Linked DNA regions of Homo sapiens: regions 2 and 3 are each linked to region 1. Evidence: chromatin contacts called from ENCODE Hi-C or POLR2A ChIA-PET data. All regions are on one chromosome and are shown on one strand. Each heading gives the region's core, a stretch centred on a gene start or an enhancer-like site at or near the end of the contact. The rest is flanking DNA. Distances are from core to core; before and after follow the strand shown. Region 1 overlaps LOC105379091 (a long non-coding RNA gene). Region 2 overlaps LOC101929710 (a long non-coding RNA gene). Region 3 overlaps LOC101929710 (a long non-coding RNA gene).

Evidence for each region. A loop is a pair of places that touch in the nucleus more often than their neighbours do. ChIA-PET counts read pairs that join two places held with the same protein, here RNA polymerase II (POLR2A). Pooled maps may share reads with other maps.
Region 2: a map of aorta shows a loop between it and region 1 (3-fold over the local background). The contact joins two enhancer-like sites. A Hi-C loop is called at or near these places in 3 of 168 maps with a recorded cell type or tissue (PC-9, Right ventricle myocardium superior and aorta) and 14 of 50 pooled maps. POLR2A ChIA-PET finds 5 or more read pairs at or near these places in 4 of 52 experiments (AG04450, BJ, MCF 10A and 1 more).
Region 3: a loop to region 1 is called in a map of Calu3, with 3 times the contacts of the local background. The contact joins two enhancer-like sites. A Hi-C loop is called at or near these places in 2 of 168 maps with a recorded cell type or tissue (Calu3 and HepG2), 8 of 37 single-sample maps with no recorded cell type and 5 of 50 pooled maps. POLR2A ChIA-PET finds 5 or more read pairs at or near these places in 1 of 52 experiments (HepG2).

Annotation. Positions count from the first base shown.
Region 1 is chr5:95,868,483-95,872,043 of GRCh38, forward strand. All of the region lies in intron 1 of LOC105379091 (a long non-coding RNA gene), which reads left to right. Among named protein-coding and RNA genes, the nearest start is that of LINC01554, 18 kb to the left of the region's middle. Within about 2 kb of position 1,694, at least 7 of the 41 ENCODE cell types and tissues checked have a DNase peak (open chromatin) inside an H3K27ac peak, as active enhancers do.
Region 2 is chr5:96,218,816-96,222,376 of GRCh38, forward strand. All of the region lies in intron 1 of LOC101929710 (a long non-coding RNA gene), which reads left to right. It also overlaps a transcript of CAST not described here. Among named protein-coding and RNA genes, the nearest start is that of MIR583, 140 kb to the left of the region's middle. Within about 2 kb of position 1,881, at least 4 of the 41 ENCODE cell types and tissues checked have a DNase peak (open chromatin) inside an H3K27ac peak, as active enhancers do.
Region 3 is chr5:96,175,749-96,179,309 of GRCh38, forward strand. All of the region lies in intron 1 of LOC101929710 (a long non-coding RNA gene), which reads left to right. It also overlaps a transcript of CAST not described here. Among named protein-coding and RNA genes, the nearest start is that of MIR583, 98 kb to the left of the region's middle. Within about 2 kb of position 1,728, at least 3 of the 41 ENCODE cell types and tissues checked have a DNase peak (open chromatin) inside an H3K27ac peak, as active enhancers do.

The sequences.
Region 1 (3,561 bases), core at 444-2,943:
AAATGGACTAAGACAGTTACCTGCCTTCTTAATTGAAAAAATTGCTAAATTTTAGTTACAGGTTAGTGAAAACAAATAAGTGGGTCTTTCCCCATCCAAGTTTATAGAACCTTGGAATTCTATCCAAGAGCCCCTTGGGTGTCTGCAGACCTCAAAGTCAGCTCCTCTGCCAGGATGGCTTCTTTGCTACTGGCCCAAAGGACAATCACAAGAACTAAAAAGAACAGTATCACCTGTACCTTCCTGGTATATCTGCTTATAAAACCCAAATTTCACAGCTTGTCCCCAACTGGCAGGCTTCTATAGCATAAGCTTAATGGCAAGAAATGATAAAATTCATGTGAGATCTACAGCCAATGTATATTTGCTTTGTGTTTTTGCTAAAGTGACCAGATATTTCTACAACAGATAGTCATGGCTTTAGACTATTTGTCAAAATAAACTTTTAGAGTTGTCTTGACTTTGATGCCTTCTAGGCCCCTTGAGGGAAGCTGAGAAGGCAAGTACAAAAGTGGGCTAACAGCTACATAAAAATAAGCTAAGGCCCACATCAAGATGTGGTGTGAGGCTGGGCATGGTGGCTCACGCCTGCAATCCCAACACTTTGGGAGGCTGAGGCCAGGAGTTCAAGACCAGCCTTGGCAACATAGCGAGACCTGCTCCCTCAAAAAAACAAAACAAAACAAAACAAAACTGGGCATGGTGGCACACACCTGTAATTCCAGCTACTTGGGAGGCTGAGGTGGGAGGATCACCTGAGGTCAGGTGTTTGAGACCAGCCTGGCCAACATGGTGAAACCCCAGCTCTACTAAAAATACAAAAAAATTAGCCAGGCATGGTGGCATGCACCTGTAGGCAGGAGGATCGCTTGAACTCAGGAAGTGGAGGTTGCAGTGATCCGACATCATGCCACTGCACTCCAGCCTGGGTGACAGAGCAAAACTCTGTCTCCAAAAAAAGAAAAAAAAAAAAAAAGAAAGAAAAGAAATAAAGAATGAAAAGTGGCATGAGAGTAGGAGCAGAAAGAGGCAAGAAATATTTGGGCTCAGGCACCAAAATAAGCCCAGGCTAAACCAAGTTTCACAAAACTTCATCCCCCAGCCCCAAGCCTGGGGAACCACAGTGTGGGCACAGTGAACACGTTTGCAGCCACTTCCTCAGCATGAGCTGAGATACCACATAAGAAGAAATCAAAACAAAACCTACCTCTTTTTTTTTTTTGGCTTGAGGGAGCTAGTTTTATTTTAGGGGCTAAAAAGAGGAAAAGGATGTACTGATTTCCACAGTTAGGCAGTATCTGTACAGAATGTTTTAAGAAAGCAAAGAAGTTTAATAGGTGTTAGAAATAGTATGCTTTAACCTTTTCAAGTGGCATGGGTTTTAATTTTGGCATAACTTTTAAAGGAGACATTGCTATCTTTTTTTTCTTTTAATGTGTACAACTTATGCAGTAAATTATAAGGGTGTTGGCCAACACATTTTATATATATACATATATATTTGTGTAAAATATATATATGTAAATATTTTTCTGTTTTTGTTCTATTAGCTAATACATACAAAGAAGCTAGATACAAAAGCATCACTTCTAGAAAATAAAGGATACTAAACCAAAAAGATGATACAGCAGTGCTCATGCTTCCTTAGTTGTTTGTTGTTGAGTCACTTACATGGTTTTTCCAGACAAATGTCTGAGGGAACTATACCTGCTTTGATAAGGGTTGAGTCAAAAGTAGATGAAGGAACTGCTATGAATAGAAAAAAGGAAACTCAAGCTGCTGGTAAGCTTAGGAAATGTGGAAATGAGATCATATTCAGAGAACAAATTTACTTTTAGTTTTGAAATAACCCCTTCTCTGAATGGGTAAGTTCTATGTAGTCCAGCCTGTGGAAAATACTCAGTGATTAAGGGGCTGCCAGTGGCTATGGGAAATGGACTTGGTTGGCTTCTACTGGAGGTGGGGGTTTGCTGCTCCTCCTGAGAAATGGGGCTGCTAAGGAAAGGAGTCAGCTCTGCAGGTCAGGCCCACGGATTCTCAGTGTTCAATGCCATGTGCTTCACAACAGTCTGAGTGTGACATTCTCAGTGTTGCTTTTGATTTCTATGTTTCTGAGAAGCAGTTAGTCTCACATTGATCTCAGCTTGGTGGTCCCTGGGTTTAGTGGGAACTCCCCAGCCATGGTTAATACCATCCTCTGCGTCCGTGGTGACACTGGTTCATGGACTTGCCTCTTTCTTCATTCCCTTTTACAGAAGGCTGATGGTTAAAGTCCCAGCCATAATCCTACCCAGGAATATAGTTCCAAAATTTAACTATGGGAAAAACATGACCATAAGTTTCCCTAGAACTCATCTTTGCAGTGTTTTAAATGGAATTCTGGAACATTTGTGGTCTCTTGCTCCTGTGAAGAGGTTGTTTCCTGCTTTGCTTTATAGATGCCATTTCCTCCCTGGCGCATTTAAAAAACCACTGCATACAGCATTCTGGGAGCTATAGAAGGATTAAGAATGACCTTTAGCTGAGGAACGAGACAGCACAGCTACAGGAGATTCTGATCTATTTTCTTTTTACATGTACAGTGTTGCACCTCTATGGAAAGCACTGGCCAAGTTCCAAGCCAGCCTCAAGCAGACCCTAAATATTCCAAAGAAATAGCCTGCAGTCACTACAAAACTTGCCTAAAGACATGCCAGGGTAAAAACCCAGTTCAAATCTGCTAAAGGTGTCTCCCACTCAAAGGGTAGAGGGCAGGGATTTCTTTCTAAATGAGGGAACATAAGATAAGGTACACATTATGATAATACCATTTCCTACACTTGATAGTTTGAAAACCACTTTCACAATGGTTCTCTTATTTGTTTTTTGTGGGGTTTTTTTTGGCCAGGAAAGTACAGTGTACATCATTTGCTTTTTAGACATAAGGTTAATAGAACAAGAGCAATGATACAGCTAAAAGTTATACAATCAATTACATAACAGATATACTTAACAAGAGGTAAGAACTTTTTTTTTTTTTTTTGACACAGAGTCTCATGCTATCACTCAGGCTGGAGCACACTGGCGCGATCTCAGCTCACCGCACTCCACCTCCCGGGTTCAAGCGATTCTCATGTCTCAGCCTCTTGAGTAGCTGGGATTACAGGCTTGAGCCAACACACCTAGCTAATGTTTGTATCTTTAGTAGAGATGGGGTTTTACTGCGTTGCCCAGGCTGGTCGTGAACTCCTGACCTCAAGTGATCTGCCTGCCTCGGCCTCCCAAAGTGCTGGAATTACAAGTGTGAGCCACCGCTCCCAGTCAGAATATTTTTTAAAAAGTCTTTATATATGTTAGATAGTTAATACAACAGATAATGGCAATTAAGGAATGAAGCATGTTACGCAAGTAGACTTAATTTGGAAGGAAAATAAACATTTACAAAACAGCTACTATGAGCCAGGCATTGTGCAGGGATCTTGACATGCATTATTCCACTTGATCCTTACAGTAGGTTAGTAGTATTCGCTAATTTTCCAAAGAAAAAGAAAAAAACTCTAAAGTTCAAAGAACTCAGTGGTT
Region 2 (3,561 bases), core at 631-3,130, 350 kb after region 1:
CAGCAGGCCGGGAGAACACACTGGGAGGCACCAAGTGGGTCAACATCAGGGGAAGTTTAGAGTCAGGCAGCCCTCAACTTGAGCCTTTGCTTTGTTATGTACTGTGTGGGGTGTTTGGCAAGTTACTTAAGGTCACTAAATCTCAGTTTCTTCAGGTGAAAAGTGGAGATATTAGGTGTTCCTATCTTAGGGGCATTGTGAGGAATAAATGAAGCTGTGTGCAGAACAGCTACGTAGTATATGCCTGGCACAGGATAAGTGCTCAGTTAATGTGAGGTATTATCACTATTATTTTTTATGTGTATGATTTCATGGCCCATGTGGTGAATTGTTTGAGCTATGTCATGACAGATATATAATGTCAATTTAACCAAAAATTTTCATTTGTATTTCTTGAACTCATAGAGGTTCAGGCTTAGCACATAATCACACTCCTCAAGAACATCTCTTATTTTTCTTCCCCATCTACTTCTATTATGCATTCAGGAGCTGGCCTTCCTAAGACGCTTCATTCAAAACTATTTTTTGGTTCTCATCCATTTTGCCCCTGTCTCATAGCCCCAAAGTGGCTGTCACAAACCTATGAGACAGGCATTATACCCATTTTATAGATAAAGGAAGTGAGCCTCAGAGAGCTACTAAATAACTGATCCAAGATTATACAGCTAATAAGTGGCATTGCCTAGTCCATGTCAAAGTTGCCAGCCTGGCCAGGCATGGTGGCCCATGCCTGTAATCCCAGCACTTCGGGAGGTTGAGGCAGAAGGATTGCTTGAGCCTAGGAGGTCAAGGCTTCAGTGAGCCATGTTTGTGCCACTGCACTCTGGCCTGGGCAACAAAGTGCGGCCTTGTCTCAAATAAAAAGAAGGAAGGAAGGGAAGGAAGGAAAGGAGGGAGGGAGGAAGGAGAAAGCAAGAAAGGGAAGGAAGGAAGGCAGGCAGGCAGGAAGGAAGGAAGGAAGAAAGGAAGGAAGGAAGGAGAGAAAGAAAAGAAAAAAGAAAAGGAAAAGAAAGAGAAAGGTAGGTGGTTGGCATGTTTAATATCTCTTAAATTCCTTCTCATTGTCTCCACAGAAGACCCCACTCTGTCTCCTGCTAAAGGTCTGTCAGAGCCTGTACAAAGGTTTTAAGGTCACTTTCTTTTGGAGCAGGATGTCTGAAGCTGATGCTGTATGTTGCCCAATGAACAGCCATTCCTTTCCCCTTTCTTCCTTGTTGTTAAAGCCTGTCTCCCACGACAGAGACTGAAAATGCTAAATACTAGTTTTCCCTGCCTCTTTGTTGCTATGGTGTGGGTCTGTGACTCAGTCCTGGCTAATGGGACGTGAGGAGAAGTTTGCTCAGAGGCATCTGAAAAGGGTTTGTCTCCTTAGTACAAAGATATAAGAGGAGTCTCTACTCTCTTCCTACCCTTCCTGTTTTGAACATTGCTTTGTGAAGACATGATGCTTCGGGCTGTGGCAGCCATCTGGTGTCTATAATGTTTTGTGCCCCCTCTTCATGCATTTTAATCTCAGATGGTAAAAGACACCCTCAAGTACACTAGGACTTACCTATAATTAATTGAGCTATTCAGAACATGTTATGTAAATGTTAACATGACCATGGTAAAGAATAGAATATTTTAATGGAAATGTTTGTGAGGAGGAATAAACCTTTGAAATTATCTAGATTATCAACTCTTCATTTCACAGAAAAAAGAAACTGATACCCAAAGCATTTAAACATCTTTCCTAAAATTATACTTGGTTAGTGACAGAGTCTGGCATAGAAGCTAGGCCTTCTGACTCTGTTTCAAACATTATTTCTGTAAGACATTTTTTGATGAATAAGACATCACTCAGTTGGAGCTGTGCTACTTAAAATATTTGTGACGAGTAAGTGACCATCTGAAGTGATTCAACTTGTTTGATTCATTTTGTTTCTAAATAGTTCTAAGCTTAGTTGGCTATTTAGTGAGACTACCTGACATCCTTTTTTTCTGAGAGTCTTTCTTGAGTTTAGTAAGTTGTTTGAAACAAAAGTACCAAGATTTCAGTCATTCTGCAGCAGAGAAACCAACATTCCGTGATGCCCTTTGTCGGTATGATATTAGTCAGAGAAGGAAGAGTTGCATCACTCCCTAGTGCCATTATTTGTAATTGTGTGCTTCACTAAAGGAGATTACAATTAATTTTATTCACAACATATATTTTCAATGTTAAATTTAACAGAGTTTAGGTCATTATGGATTACTTGAATGTCACTTTGCCCTCCCTTGGCCTGTTGTGGATTGATTTGTAGTCTCTAAGAACATATTCTGAAGTCCTAATCTCTGGTACCTAGAAATGTTACCTTATTTGGAAATAAGGTCTTCACAGATGTAGTCAAGTTAAGTATCCTTGTCATATTGAAGACAAGGATCTCCACTCTTACCACTCCTATTCAACATAATACTGGAAGTCCTAGCCAGAGCAATCAGGCAAGAGAAAAAAATAAAGGGCATTCGAATTGGAAAAGAGGAAGTAAAATTGTCTCTCTTTGCAGGTTCTTATGTTAAGAAAACCTAAAGGCTCCATCATAACCCTCCTAGAGCTGGTAAACAAATTCAGTAAAGTTGCAGGATACAAAATCAATATACAAAAATCAGTAGTGTTTATATACACCAATAATGAAATAGCTGAAAAAGAAATCAACAAGGCAACCCCATTTACAACAGCTGACAAAAAATAAAATATCTAGGAATAAACGTAACCAAGGCAGTCAAAGATTGCTATAAGAAAAACTACAAAACACTGATGAAAGAAGTTGAAGAGGACACAAACAAATGGGAAAACAGTCCACACTCATGGACTAGAAGAGTCAATATCATTAAAATGACTGTGCTGCTCAAAGCAATATACATATTCAATGCAATCTCTATCAAAATACCAATGTCATCTTTCACAGAAATAGAAAAAAAATCCTAAAATTTATTTAGAACAAAAAAAGAGCCAGAAGAGTCAAAGGAATCTTGAGCAAAAAGAACAGAACTGGAGGTAACACACCACCTGACTTCAAAGTATATTACAAGGCTATAGTAACCAAAACAGCATCGTATTGGTATAAAAATAGACACACAGTCGACGAGGAACAGAATAGAGCACCCAGAAATAAATCCACGTATTTACAGCCAACTGATTTTCAACAAAGGTGCCAAGAACATACACTGGGGAAAGGACATGCTTTTTAATAAATAGTGTTGGGAAAATTAGATATCCATATGCAGAATAATAAAACTGGACCTCTATCTCTCCCCACATACAAGAATCAACCCAAGATGGATTAAAGATTTAAATGTAGGACATGAAACTATAAAACTACTAGAAAAAACCATAGAGAAAATACTTCAGGACATATGGTCTAGGCAAAAATATTATGGCTAAGACCTCAAAAGCACAGCCAACTAAAACAAAAATAGACACATGGGACTATATTAAACTAAAAAGTATCATCAGAGCAAAGGAAACATCAACAGAGTGAAGAGACAACCTGTTGAATGGGAGAAAATATTTGCAAACTATTCATCAAACAAGGGACTAAT
Region 3 (3,561 bases), core at 478-2,977, 310 kb after region 1:
GTGATGCTTCCACTCAGTGAGATAGAGCAGTATGTTTAAATATGTGTTAGTTTGCTCAAACTTTTGTGATGCTTTTCTAATACATCCTGGTTATTTTTCTTAAATATTCCTATTCCAGCACTAAGAGTACAGAGTTAATTCCTTTATGAGGTCCTGTTTGAAGTGCAACTGCTGATGTATAATTTCACAAACATCATTCCGCCTCTAGTAATGTTATTTCCTTGCAGCAATAATAGTCCAAGTGGGTAAGTGCTACCATAGCGGAAATTACAGGGAGCTAAGGGCTCGTCTAGCTCTATTTTGGAGGCTAGGTAAGGCTTTCTGAAATAAGAGGTTTCTAAACTGTGATCTGAAGGACAAAGAGAATTTTCCCAGGCCCAGGGAATAGGAGGACAAGACAGAAAAGTCTTCTACACAGAGGAACATGTGCAAAGGCCTTCGGAGAGAGAGAGAATGTGGTACATTTGGGGAACTGCCAATAATTTGCATTTGGCTGAAGTGTATAGTTCAAGAGATAAAGTGATAAAAGAGAAGGCAGTCTAGAGAAAGGAGCAGGAGCTGATTACAGATAAGCTTTGCTGAAGATTTTAGGCTGAGGAAAAGGACAACTTTTATTCATTAATTCAGCAAAACTTTATGAAGTGCCTTATGTGCTATGCACTGTTTTAGGCACTGGGAATACATCAGTGAACAGACAGAAGTCCCCACCTTCATTCTGTCTACATTCTAGGGGGCAAGGTAGATAGCAAACTAAGAAATTCTTAGGTAAGATGCCAAGTTTTTGAGGATTTTTGAGTTTGATGCAATATGGAAGCAATTTTTCAACTGGTAACACTTGAGAAGTCACAGGTTAACACCAAAGAATATGTATATTTTTGACAATGCCACTTGAGATTTTGGCATACTTTCACTTTTCTGAGTGAAACTAAACTAAAAGTTTGTCAGTCACAAGGACTGGCTTTTCTTTCTTCCTGAGCCCCTTCTGATAAGGACCTTTTCATAACCCTGTATCGCATGAGTTCTCAATGGTGTTAATTAAATTAGTAGAGCAGTAAATTGGTAGTGAGGCTGCTACTGCTTTCTTAAATAATTTGGAGCTCAATGGAATTACATTGTTTTGCAGAGATTCTTTAATAATGTGCCTTTAAGCTTAGGACTGCATCATCTAAATTTCTCTGTCATAGAACTTTTTGGAAATTGTACCAAACTGGGAGTATATGCTATTATAATACTTAAGAATTCAAATAACTTTTCATGTCTTAATGCATTTGCCCTAAAGTAAGAGTTGGTCACACATGTGAGTTGAATCTAAGAAGTTTAGTTTTGTGATTGAGCAAATTTATTATTATGATTATTATTATTAATTTTAGAGATGGTGAAATTATCCCTCATTAAAAAATCTACTCTGCACTTTACCAACGGAGTAGATTTTGCTGAAGTGCTAACAGATTGCTCTAAAGATACATTCCAAATTACCACCAACTTCCTATTTTGGGAAAAAAAGAAAGGAATCCAGTTTTAAGCCTCTGTCTCTTTAAAACAAAATGCGAGGTGGTGAACTATGTGGCACTTTTGATTATATGTTGAAACCACACTAAGTCCCTGAAATCCAAGAGAATATTGTACTCTGGTCCTTTGTGCAGAATGCTCACATGAGTGCTTACAGGAACCAATCCAGAAGCAAATTGCTGCTGATAGTAACTGACAGCATGAATTACTGCATTTTCAGAGACTCTGCCAGGATCAACCCGTATGATCTCACTTTTGCTCATATAGCAAGCTGAATATGTGCATGTGCTAGAACAAGCCTCCCAAGTTCAGGGAATGGCAAGGTCTCTCAGCAGTTTGAAAATAGCCAGCACCTTTGAAATGAATCACTGTGGCATCTAGTCAGCTCATACTTATAAAACCGGTTTTTCTTTGGTTAATTTCTGACCTTAAGCATGTAAAATCTCTTAGAAAAAGGAGGAACTGATTCATCTGTTTATTTGTCATGTGAAAACCAGACAAGTCAATGAGTGCTGAGGACAACATCAATTTCTCCTTAGCAAGCCGAGCTGCTTCTGGTTCTGCAACTCACTCTGGTCCGTTTGGAGACGTTTTGCAGCTAGTGATTCCCCTGTTGATTCTTAACAACTTTCAGAAATCTTCCTGTAATTTTGAACAAATAAGAACATTGAAGGAAGAACTGTACTCTTCGCTAGAAATACTCAATTGACATAAAATATATCTGATGGAAAATGCTCTAAAAATGAATTCATATTTTGTATACCAACACAACCAAGATCACTAAAATATAATTCAAACATGAGAAGAACTCATCTCAAATATACATATCTGGACATAAAAGTAGGAACTGGAAACATTTGTCCAAAAGATGAAACCATAGATTCAATATCCACAACCACAACCCAAGATCAGTCTCAAGATTTCTTCCATTATTTCAGGACATTATAAAACTCACCTAAATAGTAATAAAATTGCAGGGGAATCTGCATGATTTAATGCCTTTGCCCATCATTAGCAATGTAATCTAGTATTTCTGGGAAAACATAGACCTTCTGAGGTCTTTAACTCTGTTCTTGGCAGACAAAAAGCCTTCCAGGTCATCTTTAAAGACATATTTATTTTTAATTCTTAGGTCTACACATGTTTTCTGTTAATAAGTTGGAATCTTAAGATTGTATTCACTTCTTTATTTATTTTAAAAAATACTCAGTTCTCCTGAAACAATGGTGCCTTTGAAAATGAGGGGGCTAATAGAATAGAAGAAAAAAAAAGAAGCCTTTCCTTCTTTGTTCCATGTTTTGCTTTCTCTAGAAGGGGTGATGGGCTCTAGTCTTTGCAGGATATTTCTCAGTGAGTTAGCACTGCTCTAATGGTGGCCTTTGAGAGAAAGAGGAAAAGTGGGAGAGCCTTGTTTGTTATGGGGGAGCACTGGCTGGTTGAAGACAATCTGAAGGGGAGGTTTTTATCTTGGAGAGCCCTTCCTGGGGAAAATCAGAGGTGGAGATAGACAATCCCAGCATGGTACATGGGATAATATGATGGAGTAATGGGTGCATAGATGAGAGAGCACTTATCTCTCAACTTGGACATTTTACAGGCCTATTTATACGGGCCTCATTCAACAGGTTCAAACTCAACTGATTACTTCTTGCTCCTCCTTCTGTGTTCCTGATCTCAATGAAGCCCCATCTTCCATCCCAGCAAGAAGAGAGAGAAACTTAGGGGTTCCCTCTTGACTCTCTTTTGCCCTTGTACACCAATCAGTCACGAAGACCTGTCAATTATAACTCATTTATCTCTCTCAAGTTCTCAAATTTCATCTTCTTCTCATACTAAATACATATATGTCCTCTCCTTTACAAATAAGCCTGCTAACTGCCCCATCCTTGGTCTCTCCAATCTGATCTCTATCTACACTGTCTAAAACACACATATGACCATCTCATTCTTTTACTTAAAAGGCTCTCCATTGCGTTCAGGAAAAAAATAAAATCAAAACTCCCTTAAATGGAATATTTACCTCTCAATGAATATTCCCTGTCCTACCCTTGC